Regions from separate parts of the Homo sapiens genome. Here region 2 is linked to region 1. Evidence: chromatin loops called from intact Hi-C (ENCODE). Cell type or tissue: adrenal gland. All regions are shown on one strand. Links, peaks and the distances in the headings refer to the core of each region. The heading gives the core; the rest is flanking DNA. Region 1 overlaps ARHGAP19-SLIT1 (ARHGAP19-SLIT1 readthrough (NMD candidate)). Region 2 overlaps TLL2 (tolloid like 2).

Region 1 (5,373 bases), core at 311-5,310:
GGGTTCAAGCGATTCTCCTGCCTCAGCTCCCGAGTAGCTGGGATTACAGGCATGTGCCACTACGCCAGGCTAATTTTGTATTTTTAGTAGAGACAGGTTTCTCCATGTTGGTCAGGCTGTTCTCAAACTCCTGACCTCAGGTGATCCGCCCACCTCAGCCTCCCAAAGTGCTGGGATTACAGGTGTGAGGCACCGCGCCCAGCTGCTAATTTTTATATTTTTAGTAGAGACGGGGTTTCATCATGTTGGCCAGGCTGGTCTCAAGCTCTTGACTTCAGGTGATCCACTCGCCTCGGCCTCCCAAAGTGCTGGGATTACAGGTGTGAGCCACCATGCCTGGTGATGAACAGTCTTTAATAGTGTTTAATATGTGATAGAAAAATATAACTTATATGTTAAGTCTGAATTTCTAGATTCTTTAGGACCAGGCTAAAGTGTATATTTGGGGTTGTTTTGTTTTGTTTTTTAGAGACAAAGTCTCTGTCATCCATCCAGGCTAGAGTGCAGTGGTGCCATCATAGCTCACTGCAGCCCCTAACTCCTGGGCTCAAGCAATCCTCCTGCCTCAGCCTTCTGAGTAGCCGCGATTACAGGCACACACCACAGTGCACAGCTAATTTTAAAATTTTTTTTTAGAAATGGGGTCTTGGTATGTTGCCCAGGCTGGTCTCATATTCCTGGCTTCAAGTAATCCTCTTGCCTTGCTCTCCCAAAATGCTGGGATTACAGGCATGAGCCACTGTGCCCACCTAAAGTGTGTATTTGAATTTGTATCAAATTTAAAATGTTGAGGAAGAAATAGAAAAGTGGCCTGCATATGTGATAAAATTACTGAAAGTTTGCTAAAGTTTGGTGAAGATTACCATGGGCGAAATGGTGAAGGGGAAGATGACAGGGTAGTTTTAGGCACAGGAGTTCCTCCACAACCGAATAGGGGCTCCACTGACGGAGGGGGTGGGAGGGGAGCAGAGGGGAGAGCAAAGGAAGCTGTGTTTTTGTTTTGTTTTGTGTTTTTCTTTTTGAGACGGAGTCTTGCTCTGTTGCCCAGGCTGGAGTGCAGTGGCGCGATCTCGACTCACTGCAAACTCTGCCCCCCGGGTTCACGCCATTCTCCTGCCTCAGCCTCCCGAGTAGCTGGGACTACAGGCATCCGCCGCCACGCCCGGCTAATTTTTTTGTATTTTTAATAGAGACGGGGTTTCACCATGTTGGCCAGGATGGTCTCGATCTCCTGACCTCGTGATTCACCCACCTCAGCCTCCCAAAGTGCTGGGATTACAGGCGTGAGCCACCGCGCCCGGCGGCTGTGAGGGCTGATAGGGCACTGGTTCTCAAACTGACCAGGCAGCCAAGTCACCTAGAAGTCTTTCTGAAGCATGGCCGGGCCTTACCCCTGGAGTCTCTGATGCAGGTCTGAGGCCCAGGAACTTGCATTTCTCATTGGTTCCCAGCTGATGCTGATACTGTTGGTCCAGCATGACACAGAACCACTGATGCAGAGGTGGCAGTGGGTGTGCGGTTTGTGCCCTGTGGTGGGTGTGGATACAGGGAGGCCGCCCACTGCGGGAAGTGGAGGGGCTGGTGTGGCTGGGAAGACCCCCAGGCAGAAAGGTGGGATTGGGCCTTGGCCCACAGGATGAGAGCAAGCTCACGAGCTGGCGCCTGGTGCTGTGCACACAGTGGGCGCCGAGGCGGGCAGGGGCCCAGGAGGGCGGCAGCTGGAGCTGGTCCTCCACAATTAGGAGGGCTGATTGCCTGGGCCACACACCTGCAGCATAGTGCCAAAGGGGAAAAAGGGAAATAAATCCAGACCCTCTGAGAGTGCCCCCAGGAGGCTGCCTACTCTAGTTTTTCTGCCATTTTGATTAGCTCTGACAGAAAGGAAACCAATTTCTCCTGAGCGTAAATGTCTTAGGCATTTGTATGCCTTATCGCATTTAATCATCATAGTCTCGTGATGTCGGTATCACCCATCCATTTTTAAGGATGAGGGAACTAAGGCCTTGAGAAGTGAAGGAACTTGCTCGTTGTGATCTAGGTGGACCTAGGATGCAATAGCCTTGGGGCTGACTTGTCTGATTAAACCTTCCCGAGGCTTCCCTCACCCCCAATATTATCATTTGAATGTGTAATCAATAGAAAACCAATATGTAATCAGTATAATCCATTGTTAAAGAGCTACTTTACATTATTTTTCATACTAAGTCTTAGAGATTCAGTATGCATGTTACACCTTCAGCCCATCTCAATTCGGATGAGTCGCATTTCAAGCGCTCCATAGCCCTGTGCCCCCTACTCCTGTGGGACAAGAGCTGCCCGCAGGGATGAGAATGTCCAGCCACACGTGCCTGTAATCACCATTTCTACCACTAGATGGCGCAGGTGAGCTTCCCTGGTTCAATGCATCAAGTGTTAAGAGACGGGGTTGGTGGGGACTTAAATTTCTCTGTCTTTGATTTATTTGTTTAAATTTTAATCATTCTGCCAGAAGTGAGCTTGAAAGATTCCAAGCCACTACATACTTACCCTAGAAAAATCACAGGTAGTTGGGTCTGTGTGTGTCTGGGTACAACTGTAGAACGGAGTACTCCAAGTTAACGTCCATGTAGAATACAATGTTTATTAAAAGATAAATAATTTTAAAATTGCTAATTTAAAGCTTACACGTACATTATGAAAACCTAATAGTAACTGTAGTAATTATTTAGAACTCAGGCAAAACAAGGATTTTTTTTTTTTTGGATGAGTATTTTCTTACTGGCATTGTTTAGAACAGCAGGTGTATTGTGATAACAAAAAGGAGACCAACTATTAGTTAATTATTTAAAAACTTCTTCAGAGACAAATGACTCTTTTTTTTTTTTTTTTTTGAGACGGAGCTTGGCTCTGTTGCCCAGGCTGGAGTGCAGTGGCACGATCTTGGCTCGCTGCAACCTCCGTCTCCTGGGTTCAAATGATTCTCCTGCCTCAGCCTCCCGAGTAGCTGGGACTACAGGCACACACCACCACGCCCGGCTAATTTTTGTATTTTTAGTAGAGACGGAGTTTCACCATGTTGGCCAGGCTGGTCTCGAACTCCTGACTTCAGGTGATCTGCCCGCCTTGGCCTCCCGAAGTGCTGGGATTACACATGTGAGCCACTGCACCCGGCTGACAAATGACTTGTGTTCTGCACCCAAGGGGAACTGATTCCACAACGTACCCCCTCATCACCCCCTAGCCTTGGTCCACCATTGGTCCTCGCCATCCTGGAGCTTCCATTCTGTTTCAAGGATGAGGAATCTGAGCCTAGAGAAGCACAGTGTCCCCACTTCTGTCACATGGGTGCTAGCGGCAAACCTGGACTAGAAGTCAGGTACCCCAGACTCCCTGCCCAGTGCTCTTTTCACTGGGTCATTCTGTTTTAGCAGTGGTGGCCATGGCAGCCATTTCTGTTTCTCATGTCTCTAAACCCTAAGCCTGAGACAGTGACCAAGGGCCCAACCCCTGCTATGTCATTTATAGTCTGAGCATAGGGCTGGGACCAGAGGAGGCCCCCAGCAAATTGTTGAGTGAATGTTGAAAGGAAGGAAAGAAAATGCCCTCCAGACATTTCAGAAGCTCATCATTCCTGGAGGTGGGGGGACCTCAGCCAGCCATCTGGTGGCAGACTAACTACATTGGACCCCTTCCACCATAGAGGGGACATCAATTTTGTCCTCACTGGAACAGACTCTTATTCTAGATATGGATTTGCCATCTCTTCCCAAAATACTTCTGCCAGTGCAACCATCTGTGTCCATGGAATACCTCATTCACTGTCATGGAATTCTACATAATATAGCTTCTGTCTTGCTCTGTCGCCCAGGCCGGAGTGCAGTGGCACGATCTTGGCTCACTGCAACAACCTCCACCTCCCGGGTTCAAGAGATTCTCCTGCCTCAGCCTCCTGAGTGACTGGGATTACAGGCACCCGCCACCACACCAGGCTGATTTTGTATTTTTAGTAGAGATGGGGATTCACCATGTTGGCCAGGCTGGTCTCAAACTTTTGACCTCAAGCAATCCACCCGCCTTGGCCTCCCAAAGTGCTGGGATTACAGGCATGAGCCACCGCGCCCAGCTGTCTTTTTACTTTCTTATTGTGGCTCCAGAAAATGTTGAATTACCTATGATATCTGAATAGCTAGTATATGTATATGGCACCAGATTCAAAAGGTATGAAAGGATATTGAGACTCACAAAATGGAAGAAAATATTTGCAACTTATATATCTGACAAGGGAGTAGTGTCTAGGATATATAAAGAATTTTTTTTTTTTTGAGACAGGGTCTTGCTCTGTTTCCCAGGCTGTTGTGCAGTGATGTGATCACAGCTCACTGCAGCCTCAACCTCCTGGGCTCAAGCAATCCTCCCACCTCAGCCTCCCCATTAGCTGGCACTACAGATGTGTACCACCATACCTAGCTAATTTTTTGTAGAGATGGGATCTCGCTGTCTTATCCAGGCTGGTCTCACGTTCCTGGGCTCATGGGCTCAAGCCATCCTCCTGACTTAGCCTCCCAAAGTGTTGGGATTACAGGCATGAGCCACTGAGCTTGGCCAAGAATTCTTACAACTCAACAATAAAAAAAAACAAATAACCCAATTTAAAAATGGGCAAGGATATGAATAGACATTACTTCAAATAAGACGTACAAATGTCCAGTAAGTGTATGAAAAGATGTTCTGCTGCTTGAATCCAAAGAGTGTTAGTTCATGTCCTGTCCAGGAGATGATTTCCCCCACCTTGACTTTCCCCAGTGTCATTCAAGCCCCAGCTTTTAAGATCCCGCCCCCTAGAAGCCTTCTCTCTCCAGGCAGAGCTCTTGGCTCCACTAGCTGAATTCCCACAGCAGCATGAACGCATCTCTTCTGGAGCCCTGGTCACGTTGCACAGTGTTTATGTGACTGCTTTTCTTAGAGATGGTGAGCTCCTGCAGGGAAGGGATCAGTTCCTATTCACCCTTGCATCTCCCTGGCTTAGCAGGGTGCCTGGAACACAGCAAAGACTCAGTGTCTGGCTGGCTGGCTTGCAGGAAGGACAGCTGTCTCTATTTTTAATTTTTTTAGAGATAGGTTCTCACCTGGGCTGGAGTGCAGTGGTGCGATGACAGCTCACTACAACCTTGAACTCCCAGGGCTCAGGCGATCCTCCCACCTCAGCCTTCTGAGTAGCTGGGACCACAGGCACGTACCACCATGCCTGGTTGCCGCCTCTATTCTGGACTGAGAGTAGGAGACTGTAGCAGGAAGTCAAACCTGATTAGGTAAAGACCACGGCTCAGAAAGGTTAGGGAACTGCGCAGAGAGTTCTGGAACTGTGGCTGCCTCCATCTTACTAGAAAGATGAAA
Region 2 (5,373 bases), core at 219-5,218, 830 kb after region 1:
AGAATGTTAAAGGAGGCGCTGACACATCTTCAGGAGGAGGTGGCCACCCTCCAAGCCCAGCCCTAGGGCATGGTCACAGGTGGCGGAGGGGCTGGGTGGGAGGCTGCTGGAAGAACTGAGCTGGGAAGGAACAGTCAAGCCCCTGTGAGATGGGCCCGGGCCAGGACCAGGCTTGCCTCCTGCAGTGTGGGAGAGGACAGGAGTGACGTCAACTCTCCCAAGATCCCACCCCTGAATAGTGGCTGCATTCATGTGGGTTGACCCCAACAGCAGGGGGTGTCAGAGCAACATCTCAGGAGCTGAGCAAATGTCCCAGGAGCTGAGCCACTGCCCCTTTGAGCACCTGTTCTCTGCGTTGGCTGCAGAGCAGATGTAGCACTGAGCAGAGGCAAATCTCTTTGGAACATCCTCGAAGCTGTTTCCTCCCCTTCCTGCCCCCGGCCCTCCTCACCTGCCTCTCCAGCTTCTTCAGTGTGGAGCCTCCGTGTTTGTGATACAGTCCACCGTGCTTTCTAAGCAGTGGTAGACTGGCCTCAAAGCCAGGCAGGCCAAGTTCGAGTCCCAGCTCTGCCCCCTATCAGCAAGGCACTGACCCTCTCCAAACCTATTTTCTTATTTGGGAAGTGAGAAGGACTAAAAGAGAGGATGCATGGAAAATGCTGACCACAGTGCCCACCACAGAAGAGAAATGGCAGCTATTGGCCAAGATGCCAGGCATTGAACAAGTTGTGGGACCACTCTTGGCAAATAGCACTGTAACCAGGACAAACTTGGTAGACTCCAAATAAAGCCACTTTGAAAAACTAAAAGAAGCTTATGGATGGATGATGAAGGAGGCCTCTGTTAGCCAAGATGCACTGAGCACTTACCATGGGCTGGCATGCCCTAAGCCTTTCCCATGCATTATCTCATTCGATCACATATCACCCTGACTAGAGTGGCACCCTTTTACAAATAAGGACACCGAAGCTTACATAAGAGCCCCAAGTCCCACAGATTGTAGGTGGCAGAACCAGGACATGGGCCGAGGCCCACCTGACCCCACTGCCAGTGCTTTTAACATATTTGCAAGGATAACTGCAATGTGGATAGGAATAGAAAGATAGCCTGGCCCCCGAGCCACAGTCAGGAAGGCAGAAAAGCCAGTGCAAGTAAACCAGCACATCCCTGAGCCAGGAGATACCTGATTCAGGATACCCCACCCCCATATTTGATAAAGACCCTGAGACAATTAGGAGAGAGGGGAGGAGACCCCCCTAGAATCCTTCTTGTGCTGCCCACAGTGAATGACTTCTCTCTTTGTATGTGTCCCCCTGCCACCCCCAGCTGGCTGTGCACACAAGATCAGCAGTGTGGAGGGGACCCTGGCGAGCCCCAACTGGCCTGACAAATACCCCAGCCGGAGGGAGTGTACCTGGAACATCTCTTCGACTGCAGGCCACAGAGTGAAACTCGTGAGTCATTTTTGTAGTTTATTGAGAATGTGGACTTGAGTATCAGGCAGATGTGCGTTTGAGTCTCTGCTCTGCCACTTCCCAGCTCTGTAACTTGGAAGTTACTCAACATTTCCAGGTCTCAGTTTCATTATCTGGAAAACATGGATACTAATGAAGCCTACTTCATCGGGCTGTTGTGCAGATTAAAAGAGACAACGCACAAAAGCTCTATAGGTCACACCTGGGCACAGTGGGACCCGCAGGAGGCGGCATCCACCACCCACATCTGCAGTGCTGTTTGAGATTCACTTGTTTCCAGTTTTAATTTTTTACAAGACAATACAGTCTCATGATTAAAAATGAGATGAATCAGTACAGGAGGTTGGAAATAGAAATCAAAAGACCCCAGAGCCCCCATTTCCACTCTAGAAATGACCACTCTAAACACATTCTTATGGATCCTTCTAGAAATTTTCTGTGCACAATCATGACTGTCAGTGCACAGGGAAATATATATGTTTTTGTTACTCAAATTCCTCTAATAAAATCCCATTCGTATTTTTTCTACAACTTACTTTTTTTTCCCATTAGTAATAGGAGACTAAGTTCTTTATGCAAATTCCCTCTTGAATTAAAAATTTTCCCCAAGCCTTTATTTGAAGTCTTTTTCACGTATATGATGTGTGGTTTGCACAGTTATTTCAAAGGAGAGTTGAATCTCCTAGGAGTCTCATTTCTCAACCCCCAGGGACTCCCACACTTTGGAGAATAAAGAACCCCTTTTGCCAGCTGGAGAATGTATTGTACTTCAGGCAGATGGACATTTTTTAAATGGGTTTTTCTGACTGTAGAGGTAAGTAGGATTGACCCTATGAACTGTGGACGATAACTCAGGGAGAATGGAAGAGAACAGAGAGGGAAAAGTCCATGATCAATGGACTATGGCGCAGGGACTTGCAGGTTGTTTATTGGTGAGAGCCATGAGTGAGGAGCAGAAGAGGCGAATGGGCCCCCAGGGCGTCGAGGGGTGAAGACAGGGCCTCTGACCACAGGGTGCTCCCAGCGGGCAGTTCACATGCTGGGCTGCCCGTGGGGAAACTGCTGCTCTGCTAAGAGCTGGTATCCCGGGTCAGCCTTGAATCTGGGTGAGGATGAACTGAAGAGAGCCTTAGGGAAAGGCACTGCTTCTCCAAGACCGCCATCTGCTGGGAAATGTTCGCAATGGCAACATAGAGCCCCGAGGACCTCGGGGGAGGCGCCTTCTGGCGTTGGGAGCGCGCAAACGCACAACGGGAAGCGTTTGCCCGAGGCTCACAGACTCACGTGGTAGTTTCCAAAAGGCGTTCCCTTGGGAAACGGATGGTGGCTATATTGATTGCGCGCTTTTCGCTACCATAGAATGTGAGTTGAATACTTCTCAAGGAAGCTGGTGGTGTTCACTGCATGTGGGTGGCGACAGGGCGCCCCATGGACCTCCTGGGAGCTCCCTGCCTGCTGAGCCTAAGGCTCCCTTCCACTGCATGGCCGTCCCGGTGCCACTGCTCCCCTGTCCCGTGTCTCTACCCACCACCTTGGCCCAGTGCTCCCTATGTCACTGGCGGGAGAGCTTTGCCCAAGTACGTTAGTGTGTGGGAGTCATTCTTCTGAAAGCCTGCATTGCCGTGCTGGTCCCTTCCCCCTCCCAACCTCCATCTCTGCGCTGCCAGGCCAGCCCCGCTCTTTTGAATTGACACCCCCCCCCCCCCCCCGCAACTAATGTCCTGTCTCCCTGCTCTGTCATTTGGTCCAAGTCTTCATCTAACACCGTCCCCGCTCACCTTATCCCATCTCCCTTGACGCTGGGGCTCCCATCAGTCGGCCACCTACCCAGCATCTGAGAAGCCTGCATTCAGGGCTGAAAAGCCTGGAATGGTGCGGCGCCCCTGGCGAGCGTTAGGGGACAGTCCTTAGGGGGAACAGGGAGAGGTGAGGCAGCATAACCTGATGACTGATAGCAGTGGGGGTTGGAGAAGGCTAGCTGGGGTCAAGTTCAGCTTCATCTGTCTCCAGCTGTGTGAGCTGGGGCAGGCCAGCCAGCTTCTCTAAAACTCATTTTCCCCATCTGCATGTTGGAAATAATAACAGCTCTTCCTTCACAGCATCACCAGAAGTAAGAGAGAAAATGCGCATAAATGCTTGGCATGGAATAAACACTCGGCGAGAGTCAGCCACCATGAGGGTGCTGCCTGGAGCAGCGTGCACCTCATACAACCTCACCAGCGTCATTTGTACTAAAGGGTCGTGCAGCAGAGTGCACAGGTCAACAGCAGGGTCTCTGATGCCAGAGCACCAGATCATGGCCCAACTCTCAGTATGTGACCTTGGGCAAGTCATCTGACAGCGATGAGCCTCATTTTCCTCACCTGTAAAGCGGGGATTAGACACATCACAGGGGTGTAAAGATTAAATGAGGCGATACTTGTAAAGCATTTAAAACAGCTGCCGACAGAGTGGGCACTCAGCCCTTGCTGGCTCTTAGCCCTAAGTGAGAGAGAAGCTGTGTGATGGGATGGAAGGAAGACAGATTTGGGCTGTGTAAAGCCTGGCTCTGTCGCTTAATAGCTGTCAAAATGTCAAGCATTTAATCTCTGAACCCCTGCTCTCTCATCTGCAGTGTGGTCATTGTAGCAATAGCTCATGTAACTACTTCATAGGGCCACTTGCTGGACCAAAAGCAAGGCGGAGGTTGAGACCCTCTCTACAGATGTCCTCAAGCATCATCACGGCCACACACCCCCTGCACAGCCAGCTGGACGTCTCCCTGCACTGCCTCGCCCCTTCCTGTCCCAGAACTGGAAAGGAGGCCCCCACCCCAGCTGAACGCCAGGCCCTTGCCTTACTTTCTGCTCTTCTGTCCCCAGACCTTTAATGAGTTTGAGATCGAGCAGCACCAGGAATGTGCCTATGACCACCTGGAAATGTATGACGGGCCGGACAGCCTGGCCCCCATTCTGGGCCGTTTCTGCGGCAGCAAGAAACCAGACCCCACGGTGGCTTCCGGCAGCAGTATGTTTCTCAGGTTTTATTCGGATGCCTCAGTGCAGAGGAAAGGCTTCCAGGCAGTGCACAGCACAGGTACCTGGGGTGGGACACTGGCTTCCACCTGATGAGCACTTGGACAGGAGACAGAGAAATGGTGAAGGCACGACAAGGACTGCCTTTTATTCTGACTGGGGGAGGGCGAGGGGAGGAAGGTGCGTGATAAAATGTCCTATTAAAATGAAGCATCAAGCTGGGCGTGGTGGCTCATGCCTGTAATCCCAGCACTTTGGGAGGCCGAGGCAGGCGGATCATCTGAGGTCAGGAGTTCGAGACCAGCCTGGGCAACATGGTGAAACCCCGTCTCTACTAAAAATACAAAATTAGCTGGGCATGGTGGTTGGTGCCTGTAATTCCAGCTACTCAGGAGGCTGAGGCAGGAGAATTGCTTGAACCTGGAGGCAGAGATTGCAGTGAGCCAAGATCGTGCCATTGCACTCTAGCCTGGACGATAGAGTGAGACTTTGTCTCTAAAAAAATAAAAAAAATAAAATGAAGCATCAGCAACCAAAGGGAAAAGGGCCGTCTTCTTTCAATGTCCTTAATTGACGCAATTTGAAATGGACAACCCTTTGTTAGTGCCCCATTTTTTCCTCCCTCCTTCTTTCCTTCCTTTCTTCCTCTCTTTTAAAAATATATTTTGGCCGGGCACGGTGGCTCACACCTGTAATCCCAGAACTTTGGGAGGCTGAGTGGGGAGGATTGCTTGAGCCCAGGAGTTCAAGACCTGCCAGGGCAAGATGGTGAGACCACCCCCCGATCTCTACAAAATAAAAACTAGAAAACATAGCGAGGCGTGGTGGTCCCAGCTACCCTGGAGGCCGAAGCAGGAGAATTGCTGGAGCCCAGGAGTTCAAAG

Evidence for each region. Peaks named below come from ENCODE experiments on the same cell type or tissue, not always from the same donor. Only the 100,000 strongest peaks of a DNase experiment are listed, where the experiment ranks them.
Region 2: it touches region 1 in a loop (3-fold over the local background); 9 of 110 quality-filtered maps call a loop at or near these places.

The regions. Positions count from the first base shown.
Region 1 is chr10:97,207,678-97,213,050 of GRCh38, reverse strand. All of the region lies in intron 11 of ARHGAP19-SLIT1 (ARHGAP19-SLIT1 readthrough (NMD candidate)), which reads left to right. Among named protein-coding and RNA genes, the nearest start is that of SLIT1, 24 kb to the right of the region's middle. In adrenal gland, for the core only: a CTCF peak has its summit at 2,366 (motif pointing right); a DNase peak (open chromatin) is centred at 2,330.
Region 2 is chr10:96,372,773-96,378,145 of GRCh38, reverse strand. TLL2 (tolloid like 2) reads left to right here. Exons shown (of 21, transcript NM_012465.4): 18 at 1,327-1,454; 19 at 4,337-4,550. Among named protein-coding and RNA genes, the nearest start is that of OPALIN, 16 kb to the right of the region's middle. In adrenal gland, for the core only: a CTCF peak has its summit at 2,671 (motif pointing left); a DNase peak (open chromatin) is centred at 2,765; H3K4me3 peaks cover 761 bases.